2 separate regions of the Homo sapiens genome follow, and region 2 is linked to region 1. A link is a loop called in an ENCODE intact Hi-C map of the cell type or tissue named here. Cell type or tissue: PC-3. All regions are shown on one strand.

The links. Peaks named below come from ENCODE experiments on the same cell type or tissue, not always from the same donor. Only the 100,000 strongest peaks of a DNase experiment are listed, where the experiment ranks them.
Region 2: a loop joins it to region 1, with 11 times the contacts of the local background. A loop is called at or near these places in 29 of 110 quality-filtered maps.

Annotation. Positions count from the first base shown.
Region 1 is chr2:633,243-641,242 of GRCh38, reverse strand. No RefSeq gene overlaps it. Among named protein-coding and RNA genes, the nearest start is that of TMEM18-DT, 40 kb to the left of the region's middle. In PC-3, a CTCF peak has its summit at 4,061 (motif pointing right); DNase peaks (open chromatin) are centred at 3,262, 4,092 and 6,452; H3K27ac peaks cover 2,132 bases.
Region 2 is chr2:525,429-533,428 of GRCh38, reverse strand. No RefSeq gene overlaps it. Among named protein-coding and RNA genes, the nearest start is that of LINC01875, 16 kb to the left of the region's middle. RefSeq lists enhancers at 5,069-5,590, 5,591-6,113. In PC-3, a CTCF peak has its summit at 3,810 (motif pointing left); a DNase peak (open chromatin) is centred at 3,868.

The sequences.
Region 1 (8,000 bases):
GTGTACATGGGTGTGTGTGCACATGTGCATGTATGTATAAATGTGTACAAGTGTGTATGTGTGTGCATGTATGTATATATGTGTGTTCATGTGGGTGTGTGTATGGGTGTGTGCACATGTGCATTTATGTATAAATGTGTACAATAGTATATGTGTGTGCTTGTGTGTATATATGTGTTCATGTGGGTGCATATGTGTTTATATGGGTGCATGTGCACATGTGCATGTATGCATAAATGTGTAAAAGTGTGTATGTGTGTGCATGTGTAGGTAGTATGTATGTGTGTTTATATGGGTGTGTGCACACATGCATGTATGTATAAAAGTGTACAATTGTGTATGTGTATTTGTATACATACACATGTTCATATGGGTGTGTATATGTGAATATGGGTGTGTGTGCACATATGCATGTATGTATAAATGTGTATAAGTATGCATGTGCATGTGTGTATATATCTGCATATATGGGTGTGTGTGCACCTGTGTACAAGTGTGTATATGTGTGCATGCTGTATATGTGTTCATGTGTGTGTATTGGTGTCTGTGAGCTTGTGTGCATATGTGTATATATGTGGTGGGTGGTGTGCCTATGTCTATGGATATGTGAAATTTTCTTTGGGTAATTTTTGGAAGCACAACTTTAAGCAATGAATCTCTAAAATGTGCATAGATTCAGCCACAGAAATATAGCACATTAATATAGCAGCAGGCATTAAAACTTAATTTTAAAAGCTATTTGATTAGCTTAAGCTCTTTGAGCTAATTGCAATCCTGAGATTTTTTTGGAGACTTAGCTTGTGTGTTAAGATAAAACCATGTATAGAAAGTTTGTTTCACATGCTGACTAAATTAAAGACACCTGGAATTCTAGGACATTGACAACATTAATGTTCAGATGCATTTTCTTTGTCAAAATTAACTGTCTCTCTCATCCTGCGAGGTCTGGGGTTCACTCTTGTGATGAGGCCCAGTTACTAGCACCTCTAAATGTAGAGTAATTTATTAGAATTTAAGAACCTCATCCAAAAATGTCTTTGAACCACCTAGTTCCAGCCAAGAGTTCTGGGATTTGGTCAATTACCCTCATTTACATCTCCTCTGGGGCGTTTAAGACAAAGAACTGAGATGCCCTCACGGGTGCAGGTTAATGTGACTGTGCCTCACAGTTTTGTTTGTTTTCTAAGAGTTGCCATATTTTGTGAGCAGATCCAAAAGGCTCCGTTCCACTGTTTTTCTGTGGCTTGGTGGCCTCCAGCTTCCCTGGCAGTCACAAGCATGGCTGTGGGTGCAGACATGCAATCCTCAACAGCACCTTGGCGGCTCACTCGTTTGATTCTCTGCAGGTGAGACTGCCAATATTCTACAGTTTGTATTCTACAAAATCAGCACCTTGGGAATGATTCCAGCTAATACAGCAGACATTAAAGATACAAGCCCGGTGTCTCCACGGGTGAGACAGTCACGGGGGATGCTGGAGAGAGGGCAGAGCTCTTGGGTTCTTCCTGGCATCCATTTGAGGACTGTGTACTCACAATGTTAACTCACACAGTTGATGTTCTCATTAATTCAAGACCCTAGAACTGCCAGACTGAGAGGAACAACCAGGGTTTCCCCATCAAGTCAATGTCTTAGTTAACCTGTGCTTCTTTATTTTGAGCAAAAGTAGGGATTGTTTTCTCTGGAGATTAGAGGTTCCTAATTTTGTGCACACCTACTGACAGTTCGTCATATCTATACATACGCATATGTGTTCATGGGCCACATAACATTTCGGTAAAGAATGGGCTGCATATACTGAAAATCCCTGCTGCCCAGGACAGATGCAGCCATTGTAACCATGCTAAGGTCCCAATACAACACTTTCCTTACGTGTGGGTGCTGACGCTGGTGTAAACAAACCTGTCGCACTGCTAGTTGTATAAAAGTGTAGCACACACAACTATGTACAGTATGATTAATAATAAATGACTGTGTCGCTCTTTCATGTATCTATTATTCTACAGGGGTTCCCAATCCCCAGGCCGTAAACCAGTACCAGCCTGTGGCCTGTTAGGAACTGTGGCACAGCAGGAGGTGAATGGCATGTGAGTGAGTGTCACTGCCTGAGCTCTGCCTCCTGTCAGATCAGCAGCGGCACTGGATTCTCACAGGAGAATCCAGTGAGAGCCCTGTTGTGAAAAGTGCATGAGAGGGATCTAGGTTGTGCACTCCTTATGAGAATCTAATGCCTGATGATCTGAGCTGGAACTGTTTTATCCAGAAACCATTCCCCTCAACTCTGGTCCATGGAAAAACTGTCTTCCACAAAACCAGTCCCTGGTTCCAAGAAGGTTGGGGACTGCTGCTACACTATATTTTTAGCATTATTTTAGAATGTACCCCTTCTACTTAAAAAAAAAAACTGGTTAACAGTCAAACAGTCTGCGGCAGACCCTTCGGGGAGGATTCCAGAAGAAGGCATTAGAGATGACAGCGCCATGTGTGTTACTGCCCCTGAGGACCTTCCAGGGAACAAGATGTGGAGGGTTAGGGTTAGGATAGTGATGTTGACGATCCTGACCCTGTGTAGGCCTAGGTTAATGTGTGTGTTTGTGTCTCAGATTTTAACAAAAAAGGTTAAAAAAAGTAAAAGTAAAAATAAAATTAAAAAAGCTTATAGAACAAGGATATAAAGAAAGAAAATATTTTTGTACATCTGTACAATGTGTTTGTGTTTTAAGCCAAGTGTTATTACAAAGAGTCAAAAAGATTAAAAACTTAAAAGTTTATAAAGTAAAAAGTTATTTCATTAAGGTTAAGCTAAGCTTAATTTATTATTGAGAAAAGAGAAATATTTGCGATGAACTGAGTGTTGCCTAAGTGTACAGTGTATATAAAGTCAACAGTAGTGGACAGAAATGTCTGAGAGTCTAGGCCTTCACAGACACTCACCACTCACTCACCAACACCCAGAGCAACAACTTCCATCCTGCAAGCTCCTTTCGTGGTAAGTGCCCTATACAGGTGCACCATGTTTATCTTTTATACCATATTTTTACTGCACCTCTTCTACGTGTAGCTATGTTTAGATACACACTCTCCACTGTGTTACAGCTCCCTGCAGTTCCAGCACAGCCATCTGCTGTACAGGTTCGTAGCCTAGGAGCACGAGGCTACACCTTATGGCTGAGGTGTGTCATAGGCTGTAACTTCTAGACTCTGTTCACATATACCCTATGATGTTTTGATGTTTGCACAATGACAAAATTGCCTAACAATGCATTTCTCAGAATGTACCCCCAGCGTTAAGCAATGCATGACTGTACACATAAAACCTATACAACCAGGAATCAAGTGGCCAAGGCTAGAAGCACATGTGTCCAGCCATGCGTAGAAGCAACACAGAGTTTCTACTGACACCGAACTTCACTTGAGTTTCGAGGCCCTGCAAAAGGATGGTCAAGAAGCTCCACCCTCCACGTTCCAGAAATGGTTCCCTGCGAAGATCACCTTCCTCGCAGGTCGTAGAGGAGACCCAGGGGTCCTCTTTCTACCCGGGCAGGCCAAGCTCAGACCTTCCAAATTCCCTGTTCTTGTCTCACAAGTAACTGACCACGGTGGACGAGACACCCACAGTGACGGAGCCATCCAGTGCTCCGTACAGGGAGTAGCAAGCCCTGGCCTGCTTCTCCAAGCGTCTGCTAACCCCAGCCTAAGACCCCTCCCGCTGACCATCTCGCCCATCCTCCCCCATAGGGCGTCGCTCTGGCGGTGGTCATTCCTTCTCATATCAGAGAAGCACATGTCTTCCTGAGTGGGAGACGCTTCGGGGTCTCCTGGCTGGAACCTCTCCCTGTTGAGAGAACCCTTCCTTACCTGAGTTCAGATGTGTTATTTTATTGGACACAGCACCACCTAGATATGTCCTATTTATCTGCAAGGCAAGTGCAAGAAAACCTGCTAAGATAATATGTGTGATGCAATCTGCATATTGCAATGTTTTAGTTTTTTCCCATTTTATAGTCAATAACTTGGGCTTCATTTTCCGTTCTCTAAAATGAGGGCTGAGAAGAGTTAGGCAGCATGTCAGCGCTAGGTGGCGCCCGAGGATTTTTCTTTTAACAAATGATCCCAAATGTTCTGGAATTCGCGGTTCTTCCCGCCCAAAGCGCCGCCGCGTCCAAGGGCGGTTACCACACCGCGTGCCAGGGCGCGTCTTCCCTCCCGTGGGCCTCGCAGCGGTCCGGGCAGGTGGCTGAGGGTGGCCCGTGTTCGTCTTTCCCAGCTTTGTGGAGGTGTAGCTGGGCCTGTGGGCACACGGACGCCCTCCCGATTGCGCTGATGGGCCCGGGGACGGTCCCTGTGTCCCTGGAGCTGACAGAGCCGCCATGCGCGGCCGAGGACTCTGCGGATTCACCCTGTTCCAGGCTGCGCCGACTCCGCTCGCTTCACGTGTGCTGTTTCCTCACAAGTCGGGCCGGACGCGGATACACCCGCCTCCGTAGGCCTGAGCGAGCCTGAGCCCCTGGGCGCGCCGGGTCCCCGCCGAGGAAACGTCCCATGTGGAGACACGAGGCTGCTGTGGACGCGCCTCCTCCCTCTTCCCCGGCGCGGCTCCCCCGCACTGGCGCTGTGGACTCGGTGCGGCTCCTCCGCAGCGACAAAATGGAGTCATCAGGCCACGCTGCTGCGATGGAACCCGAGGCCTGCGGGGCCGGCAGAGCCCGCGGCGTGTTGGCCCTGCTCCTCAGAGGGGCCGGTGAGGGGCCTGTCTCCCCGGGGTGGGCCGGAGCCAGGATGACCGAGCATCGCAGCCGCGTGGACGGACCCGGGGTCAGGGCCCCGGCTGGACGGTGAATCCGGGCGCCTGGAGCAGCGCAGACCCCACGGGCCTGTGGGGTTGCTGGACCTTTTAACCGCGTCCCGGGCCGGGGGTCCACATCCCAGTTCCGACTGCAGCGCCACCTGCGTCCCGGCCTTGGGGGCCACCGTTTCCCTCCTGGGACGGACGGCGCCATCCCTCCGCCTCGGCTCCAACAGCTGGGGACGGCGGGGAAAGTGGCAGCCAGCGGCGTCCGGGGCCACCTGGGACCGGGCTTGTCACCTCGCATTCCAGAAAACACAAAGCCCTGAGCGCCGGGGGACTTTCTCTAAAAACACAGTTGGCCACGCCTCACTGAGTAATTCGTGCTTCTTCATTTTAACAAGACGGATCATTCGTACACCAGCCAGACCTCACTCCAGCCCTAAAAGTAACCGTAACTGTAAAAAATATCCAACAAAGCTAGATGTGAAAACTGGTATGAACTGTTAAAACAAGCATAATTTTATTTGGCTTAATTGCTAAATACACTTATATGTATTGCATAATATGCTCGATATTATACAAATATGTTTACTGAAGAGATAGCAAATGTCATATGCCAAGGCCAAATCAATTGGGGACATGAGGTATTATTGTCCATGTTAACTTTTTAAGCAAAATATATTCACCTTCAGCTAAAATTTTCATTTAAAAAAGTTAAAGATACCGTCAATAAGAGGATTATAAAGCTCTTTTGACTCATGAGTAATGAAAAGCAACCTCAACATATAAAAGGAATTTTAGCCATTGTGAAATAATATAATATATATTTAAAGCTGTGATTTTTTTAAATCAGCTTTCCTGCAATAGCATATTTAATGTGTCAATGATAGATATTTAAGGTAGCAGAATTAAAATATTAGTAATATGGACGTAATCATGCTTAAAATCTTAATGTTTTAAGACATTTTTCATCAAAATAGGTAACCTCAGTACTTTGCAATTATAAACAATGAGGTGTATAGTATGTACTTTGTTATTATTGTAATAAATGTTAGCTAAAGGATAAACCTTACTTATCTTCCCACCTAATATATTACTCATGAATTGAACTTTCAAGCAAGGGTGGCAGAAAATAAAACAGAAGAGGCGAATGTTAGCTTCCTGCAATCCCATGTGTGTGGGAAATGTGCGTCTAGCGGCAGGCTGTGATTACTGCTTAATGAAGGCTGATATAAACCTCACCCCATGCCTGCCGGAAACAGATTCATTCACACGATGCTCCAGCCTGGGACCAAGGCACGCAGTGCACAAGCAGCAAGGTTGGGAAATGCTCCTGGAAGCAAAAGTCTAAAAACCTGGGCACGAAATGGATGGGATATTCAGGTTTGTCACACGCAACTGGATGGAATTAAAATAAGTGACGTGAATTGACATACTGAAAAATTCAGCGTGATGTGTAATGAGGAAGATGATGTCAGTAGGAAAACACAGAGACCTGAGCCAGTTGTAGGGATGAACGAGAAATAGGCCCCAGCATAAGTCACCCGAATCCCTGTGCTCCCAGCTGTGGACTTCTGCCCTTCCCCTCCCTTCTCCTGTCTCTTTCTCAGTCTCGGCCTTGGTCTGTCGCCTGTAACAAGAACTTTCAGTCAACTTCCAATCAAAGGCACCTAAATCACAGTCACTGAAGCAAGGACAAAGTGCCTGAGTCATACATTAAAGGAGTGGCAGGAATCTTGGCTAAGGGAGTCACTTCGAATTAATACAGAAATGCACATAAATATAAACACATAGCTGGGCGCAGTGGCTCACACCTGTAATCCTAGTACTTTGGGAGGCCGAGGTGGGAAGATCAGTTGAGGTCAGGCGTTCAAGACCAGCCTGGCCAACTTGATGAAACCCTGTTTCTACTAAAAATACACACGAAAAATTAGCTGGGCATGGTGGCACACGCCTGTAATCCCAGCTACTCAGGAGCCTGAGGCAGGAGAATTGCTTGAACCCAGGAAGCAGAGGTTTTAGTGAGCCGAGATCGCGCCACTGCACTCCAGTCTTGGCGACAGAGTGAGACTCTGTCCCAAAATAAATAAATACAGATAGATATGCATGCAGATGGTCAGAGTGCCTGCTGCTATCCCTGGGGGCCGGGCTCAAGTCTCCCTGTGGTATCTGCCGAGTCTCCCAGGCGCATGCCTGTGTCTGCTGCTTCCCCGCTCGGCTGCCGACCCTCAGGTGCTTTTCTGCACCATGTGCTGTGAGAAGCTGGGGCACTGGGGGTCAGGACCAGACCCATCCATGTTCCTAGGCCTCCCTGGAGCACCCAGCACCCTACATTGATGATAAGGAATACCTGCATCTGCATATTTCTATAACTTCATGATGTTCTTCTGTATCTGGCGATGTCATTAGCAGCTATCCCTTCAAAGGTGAACTCACTCAATTCAGTAATTACAGAGGAAGAAAACTGAGACGAGACCGTGATGGGACTGGTGGGTGAAGAGACGACTGACAGCACTGTCTGTGGGCACCAGGCCCTTAGACCCCTCAGACACTGCTTGGCTTCATTCATTTATCCCATCAGCAAATGCTGACTGACATTTTATTTTTCTTACCTCTGTTTCTCTTACCACATAAGAGGTGGTAAAACAAACAGAGGTAAGAAAAATAAAAATGTTTTCCTCCCTTGGGAGCAGACCTTCTCTAAGAAGGAATTAAATGATAAAGACACACAAACACAATGAAGCAGGGTAGCTGCGGATTGTGACAGCTCTCTAAGAAATAAGCCGGGGCCATGATGGAAGGGGGTGGGGATCCTTGAGATGAGATCAAGGACAAAAAGGAAGTCGTGGGACAACTAAGTGGAAAACAGTCCAGGCCAAAGGAAGCCAAGGGAGAGCAACATCCCCACCACAGCGGGGGGTTTCAGGGACACTGGAGAGGGGGCATCATATGATCATGTAGGTTTCTTAGGAAACGGAAGGACATTGGATTATATAGCTCAAGAGAATTGGAGAAAACTTGGAGGGTTTCAGTAGGGACAGGACATGATTATATTTAATTCAAAAATGCCACCCTGGTTTGTATCAGGCACAGATTGCAGAGACCTAGTGCAGGACCAGAGGTGACAGATGGGGTGAGGTGCACCCGGTTATGTAGATGGTGATGTATGGTATTAAAATGTGTGTAGTAGAAAAGAAGAAAGGCCGATAAT
Region 2 (8,000 bases), 110 kb after region 1:
CTTGTTGGATTTTGGACTTGCTTGGGACCCATCGCCACTTTTTTCTTCCTTTTGGGAGAAAAGGGTAACTATGTCTGTCCCATCATTGTATTTTGGAAGCACATACTTAATTTAATGAATTTATCACTGCAGAGAAATTTTGCCTCAGAATAAGTAGTGTACCTCAAATCTCACCTATATTTGACTTAAATAATATTTTAATAAAACTTTGGACATTAGATTGCAAACTTGATGCTGAAATAAGTTAAAACTTTTTGGGCTGTTGGAATGAAATGAATGTCTTTGGTATGTGAGAAGGACATACATTTTGTGGGGCAAGAAAGCAAAATGCAATTAACTGAATATTTCCATCCCCCCAAATTCATATGTTGATGGTATTCAGAGGTGGGGCTTTTGGGAGAATTAGGTGATGAGCATGAAACCTTCATGAACTGAATGAGTGCCCTTATAAAAAGAGTCCAGGGAGCTGGCCAGTGCACTTTTCACCATGTGGGGTTACAAAGAAGTCAGCAGCCTGCAACTAGGAAGATGACCCTCACCAGAATTCAACCACGATGTCACTCTGGTCTCAGACTTCCAGCCTTCAGAACTGTGGGAAATAAAATTGTTGTTGTTGTTCAGCCACGTAGTTTATTGTATTTCATTATAGCAGCTGAACTGACTAAGTGCCCCAAAGTCTGAGTCTATTTATGTATCTTCATTCTTTTATTTTCTCTTTCTTGGACTGAATAATCTCACTTGAAATATCTTCAAGGTTGCTGATTCTCTCTTCTTCCATCTCAAACATGATGTTAAATCACTTTAGCAAGATTTTATTTCAGTCATTAAACTTTTCAACTCTAGAGTTGGAATTTAAAAAATTTCTTTTTTTCATTGGTATTATATATGTGGTGAGCCATTTATCTCCATGCTTGTTTAATTCTTTGGACATGATATCCTTTAGTTCTTTTATTAGACTTATATCTCATTTAAAGTATGTGTCTAGTAAATCTAACATCTGGGCTTCCTCAGGACAGTTTCTTTCCACTGTCTGCTTTCCTGGGGATGGGCCATACTTTCCTGTGTTATATGCATGCCTCATAATTCTTTGTTAAAACTAAATACATATATTTTTTAAATTTGTCCACTCTGGAAACTAAAGCTCCCAATCTGTGTGGTGTTGTTGCTCTTTGTTGTGGTTGCCATCATTGCTGTTGTTGCTATTTGCTTGTCAGTGATATTCCTGGTCTAATTCTGTAAAGTGCGTGTTCCCCACTTTGTGTGAACACAGAAGTCATGCTCAGTTATCTTCATTGTTAGCAAATGATTCAACCAAGATTTCTTAAGCCTCTTTCATCAATGTTTCCCACCCTTTGCAAAGGGGCTTCCAATGTGAGATGGGACATGCTGTCATTCAACACAGTGACTGTACGTCTATGCCTTGGCCTTCCCCTTTTCCTTGTGAAGAGCTTCAGGATCAGCCTAAGGTAAGAAATGGGGACTTGTGTCTTTTCTGAGTTGTACGCAGCTCTGCAGTCACATAGCTGTCTATATTCCCTGGAGCGTGCAGATGATTCTCAATGCCCTGTGGACATCTTACTTCCCAGATCTTCCTAGTAAGATTCTTGGCCATCCTCTTGTTTGCAACACTGGTATCACCTCTTTAAGTAAGTGCAATTGTAACAATTTCCATTGATTATTTTCAATAGATTCCCTGGACATAAAATAAGGATTTTCTCACTGAGTAAGGTCAAATAATGACAATTTCTGAGAATGTCACAAATACTTTCTGGTTGTTTGCTAATATGTTTATAGTGTTTTGTCATGAACTTGTGAAAATATTTTGAATAATCCAATTTATCAACCTTTTATTACATCTCAATTTTTAGTTGTAGATACAAAATCTTCTCTTACCCATGTTAAAGGGAAATTTACTCATTTCTTTTTTCTAGTGCATGTATGGTTTTGCTTTTTTACATTTAGTTTCCTAATACATTTGTAGTTTATTCTTGTGTATGGCATAAAATAAAGATCCAAGTTTACCTTTGTCCAAATGGAAAATTAGTTTTCCAGTACATTTATTAAGAACTCCATCTTTGTTTCAGTGATAAGAGATAGGATCTTTATTGTACACTAAATTTTTGTATTTTGGGGTCTATTTCTGGAAATTTATTTCATCCCACTGTTCTATTTTCTATCTATGTACCTGTACCACACTATGTAAATCATAGAGGTTGCATGGCATGTTTTAATGTCTGGTAGAACTAATCCATTTCCACCACTACCACCATGAGTGACTTTTTTGGTTTTTCAGTGTTTCTCTGGCTTGTCTCATGTTTGTTTCTTCATATGAAATAGATTTTTACAGAGGCCTGCAAAATACTCTCTGACGGTTTATTTTTTAATAATTTCATTTCAATACTTATTTCTCTTTGTGCATGTGTATCTGTACATCTACATCTATATCTGTATCTATGTCTATAGCTCACTTCGTATGTGTATGTCCTTTATTCTTGTTTGAGTTAGGTAGTGATTTGTGTATTTTGTTCATTTGAAAAATACGGAATTATTATTTATTAATGAAGGCTACTACTTTTCTAATTTCTACTTTATTCATTTTTTATCTATATTATTTCTTCATTTGAGCTTTCTTTGTTTACTTTGCTGTCTTTTTTAAACATTTGAGCTGATAATTTAATTCATTTTATTGTTTTATTTGTATTGAAAAAACATTAAGAACTATGGATTTTCCTCTGATTGCTGCTTTAAATATATCCCATATAGTATGATTTTTTGAGAAATTAAATACTTTCATATGTATTCATTAATTTCCCATCTTTGTCCCTAGCTTTGTTGTAATCTTAGCTTTCTAATTAGATATGTAAACAATACACCATTGGCCATTGATTGACGTTTTTACAAATATTTGTTGGTGAATGAAGGTTATCCTTTAGTATGTTATTCAAGAAATTCCAAAGTATACAGAATTCCCTAAGTTCTTGTATGTTTAAAACTTGAAGAAAGTCTTGGCTGAATATAATTTTTTTGCTTTACATTTTCTTTTTTATTTTAATTATGCTTCATTATTATCTTACACATTATTATGCCATGTAAATTATTTGATCTTTTGACCTGAAGGCTTTGAAGACTTTTTTCCTTGAGATCTAAGAGTTTTGTTGGGATGTATTGTTGTTGATCTATCTGGGTCAATTTTTCCTATTAATCTAGTGTATCTTTAAATACATAGACTAATAGCTTCTTTTATTTTGGGAAGGTTTTCTCAGATTATAATTTTAAATATTCGTTATATTAAATAGCTTTGTTGTTTTTGCCTTCATGGATTCCAATTATATGTATGTTGTTTCAACCTTTTCTCCATAATCATTTTCGCTTCTTCATTTTCTCATTTTCATTGTATTTCCCTACATTTATTCAATACATCTTGGTAAATTTTCATTTTAGGCTATTTTCCATGGTGCACTTTACTTTGCTTTCTATTTCTGAGATAACTTTGTTTTCAGCATTTTCATCCTGTGTTCAATCAACTGTCATTTCATACTCATTGTGGTTTTTCCTCTTTTTTTTTCATTTTTGTTTTACAGTGTCTAGATGTTTTCATATCTCACAAATAATTGTTTAAGGATAATTAATGTAGTTTGAAATATTAGGTTAAAATTTTATTCTGCTTCATGTTTCTTTTGGGGGTTTGAAGAGCAAACTGAATATTGTTTTTGGACTACTAATTTTAATGTAGTAGCTTTATTGAAATTAACATATTTTTAAAATTAATTTTATAGATTTGAGGGTGGTTTATAAGATTCCTAGTTCAATAGCACCCTCTTCTGTTCATGCAGTTAAGCATGGTTTCATTAATGGATTTCTGCTGCTCCTACTGCTGGTGGTAGAGGGAGGGCTTGTGTTCTCTTTGACCACGTGGGACTTGAAACGTTGATTTTTTTTCTTCCCCTATATCAGCTCCCAAAGAGTGCCTCTCCCTTAGTGCTTTTGCTTTCTTCTCCCCCACAAGCAATGCATTTTGAAGACTGCCCTTCAAATTATACTCACCTTAAGGTTCTTCCACTGCAGTCACTTCTTTAAAATATCAGAATACCTTTTCATTATTTTCACATTTAGGATGATTTTTCTCTTTAGGACTGTGATTTTAAATCAATCTTTAGCCTGATGCTAGCTTCGTTCTTCTTTCTTCTCTGTAGTTGTTTGTAAGCCCCTTTGCTCACTGCAAAGACTCTTGGAAGAAGCATACAAAAATCTTCCTTTAAAAAATTTTTTTTCTTACTTAGAAGTGACTTTAAGTTTGAGATAATTCTGTGTCCAGTATGTTGAGTGTTTCCTTTTCTTTTTAGATTCATATTATTGTTTTGTATTTTTGGAGATTATTTGTGAAGGTGTAGATTTCAGAAACTACCATTATTCCTGTTAAATATTTTAACAAAACAATATTTTGCTTTTTAAATAAAATATTTAAAATTTTTATTAATTTTAAGAAAATTTCAAAGATCAGAACACACACTTTATTAAAGAAGAAATACAAATAAATAAACGTGAAAAACATTGTTCCATATTATCAGTAATCTTAGGTAGCAGATTAAAACAATGATAGACCATGAAACATTTGTAAAGTCATTAAAAATGCATTGCCAGTGTTGGCCTAACACTGTTGGTCTCAGGCACTCCTAAGTATGATAACTGGAAGTCTCAGTATATGGTATGAATGTCAAAGATGTTCTTATATTTCATTTTAGCCATTTAACTTCCAGAAATTTATTGTGATCAAATAATAAACAATGAACACAATATTTATCTGTAATGGTGTTCTGAAGAACTGTTTATTGGCCAGAGTTGGAAATAAGAGTTGGTTAAATAAATCATGGTTCATATAATGCAAACTATGTACAGATCATGTTTAGAAAAATATTTAGGTATGATAAATATTAATCATAGTCTGTTAATAAAAAGCGTACAAAACAGTGTGCATACAAGCATTCCGTTTTTCTTTAAAAATTGTGTGTGTGTGCATGTAGAAGAAAACAAAATATTACCAATAATTTTATCATGCTTGTACTATTACTGTTGGGTTTTGTTTCATTTTTCTTTGTACTTTTAAGTTTGGCATATACATTTTTCAATGAAAATGCATAATTTTTAAAACAGAAACATGAATGAAAAACAGAAAACTTTCTAAATTCACTAGTTCTGAACAAAGAATTCATATAATTGTGACTTAATAGCACTCCTAGGTTATCCTATAAAATTAACTCATGTGTCTCTGTTATCTACTGTAAAAATTAAAGGAATCTCATATTAATTTATTGATGCCAGAATATGTATAAGACAAATATTTCACATGTTTATCTACTTTTAAAGATATATATAAAATTATTGATATAGATGGATTCTAGGAAGTGTTTTATAAGAAACAACAAAATACCTATCACTACTGAAATGCTTTGGTCTGCATCTGTGCAGCGCGGCCTTTTTCCACGTCCCTCAGTGTCGTGGCTCTAAGGTCATCAGGCTCTGAGGGCCAGGTCTGTCTGCTCACACCAGTGCCACATTCAGCACCACTGCCGGTTCCTCCAGCCCTGCGGTGCCTTTCTTTGTCCCCTTTGACCAGGGCTCCCAGCTGCCTCCCGGTCAATTGCGCTTGAATCAGGGGGCTCCTACCCACCTGCTGAGCTCCTAACACCTGTGCAGCCTGAACCACACGCTTTCAGTCTTAACCCTCCCTGCCCTGTCCTCCCTCCCTTCTAAATCCCCACGGTGTGGCCTCCAGGCTGCACTTCAGGCTCGGAACTCTGACTTGACGTTAGCAAGAAGCTATTGGGGATGTTTCTCCATGGGCCCAAGTCGACCCAACATTTATCTAATTCACCTGGGCTGTGCAGTGCCATCAGGTCTCCTGAGTCTGTTACAAACATGCGTTCATGCTAATCTGTTAGACACACACCACACACAACACATATCACACACCATACACACCACACACACAACACACACCCCACACCATACACCACACATCTCACATAGCACACACCACATATATCACACACCACACACCCCACACACTACACACACCACACACACCACGCACACTACATACATCACACACCACACACTACACACACGACACATCACACTCACCACACACCACACACACCACACATCACACACACCACACACACCACATACATCACGTCACACATACCACACGCCACACACGCCACACACACTACACATCATATACTACATGCACACATCACACACTGTGCACACCACACGCACCACACTGCACATACCACACACACCAGAGATCACACAAACACATCACACACCACACACACACCACACATCACACATCACACACCAGACACCACACACATCACACACACCACACATCACACACACCAAACATCACACACAGCACACACTAGACATCACATGCCACACACACCACACATTACACCCATCACACATATCACACACTAACATTACACACACCAAACACCACACATATCACACACCACAAAAACCACACACACCACACAGCACACACACACCACACAGCACAAACCACACACACCACACATTACAAACATCACACACACTACACACACCCTACCACACACACCACACACCCCACACACCACACAGCACACACACTCACACTGAGCAACTATTAATATAGTAAGTCGGCTGCTGAGTGCCTCACTATGGGAAAGGAGGGAGCCCCCTGATTTACTTGCCCTCAGACACTGGCTTATGACCTTCACCTGCCTCTATTGCCTATAATGACCAAGTTTTGTGTGATTTCGGCACACTAGTTAGTGCTTAGAGAATCTTCCAAAAGGCTTAAAAACAGCTTGTTACCAACGGGAATTAGGTCCAGGCAAAATACAAAATAAAATAAAATCAGTCAGAAAACTATACAACTGTGAGAAGAAAACGGATTCCTATATATCTAGAACACTCAAGTTTAATACATATTTTCACTTTTTACATAGGGAATATTTTTACCTTTCTGAAAAGCATGGAGAATAATTTTATAGTAATTTGCCAACTACTTGGAAAAAGACAGAAACACCTGAAAATTTAACTTGTTTTCTTCTGATCTTTTTTAAAGAAAATAAAACAAAGCAACACTAGTATTCATATAAACTCCCCCAATTTCATTCCCAGCATCCCTTCCCCAGAGATAATCACTATAATGTGAAGTTGGTAAGTACCTGCTTTGTAAAGTGCTTTATGCTTTGACTATACATGCAAGAAGAAGTTGACTTAAAACTAAGAGTTACATATGTATACATACATCCGCATTGCTGTGGGTAAGTTTACATGCCCCCACATGCGAACGGGCACAGGCGAGTACAGGCCGTTCCTTGTTCACTGCTGTGTGATACTCCACTCTCTGTTGCTCACCGTTTTCATCTATGTCCCTGTCCATGGACACTGGCCTGCCCACGTTTTTGGTTCTGTGGCCCATGCTGCACCATGCACCCTTAGCCTGGGCTCCTTGTGCCTGACATGAGCCCCTGCAGGGAAGAGTGGCTGGGCCTTGGTCCTGCATAGGCACTCCTCCAGATTTCCCTTCCTGAAGCCCCCCGGCAGGTCAGAGCTCCTGCTGTTGAACAGGCAGGGCCCGTACGGGGGCTCAGGCGCGAGGTGTCTGGTCTCAGAGTATCTGTGTAGTCCCGGGCCAGCTCCTCGTGGAGGTCTTGGCCTCAGCTACCCTGGTGCAGTCCTGGGCCAGCTCCCTGTGGAAGTCTTGGCCTCAGTTTTCCCGGTGTGGTCTTCGGCCAGCTCCCCATGGAGGTCTTGGCCTCAGTTTCCCCTGTGCTGCTTTTCTCATCGTGACTGGTTGCTTTCATGGCAGGCACTGGCCTTGTCAGCGCTGTGTCACAGCCACACCTCCTCGTCATAAGCCGGGCTTCGGGGGAGCTCTGGGCTCTGTTCTTGGTTCCCTCTGAAATGTGCCCTGGCTCCTGTATTGGATCCGGCTCTTA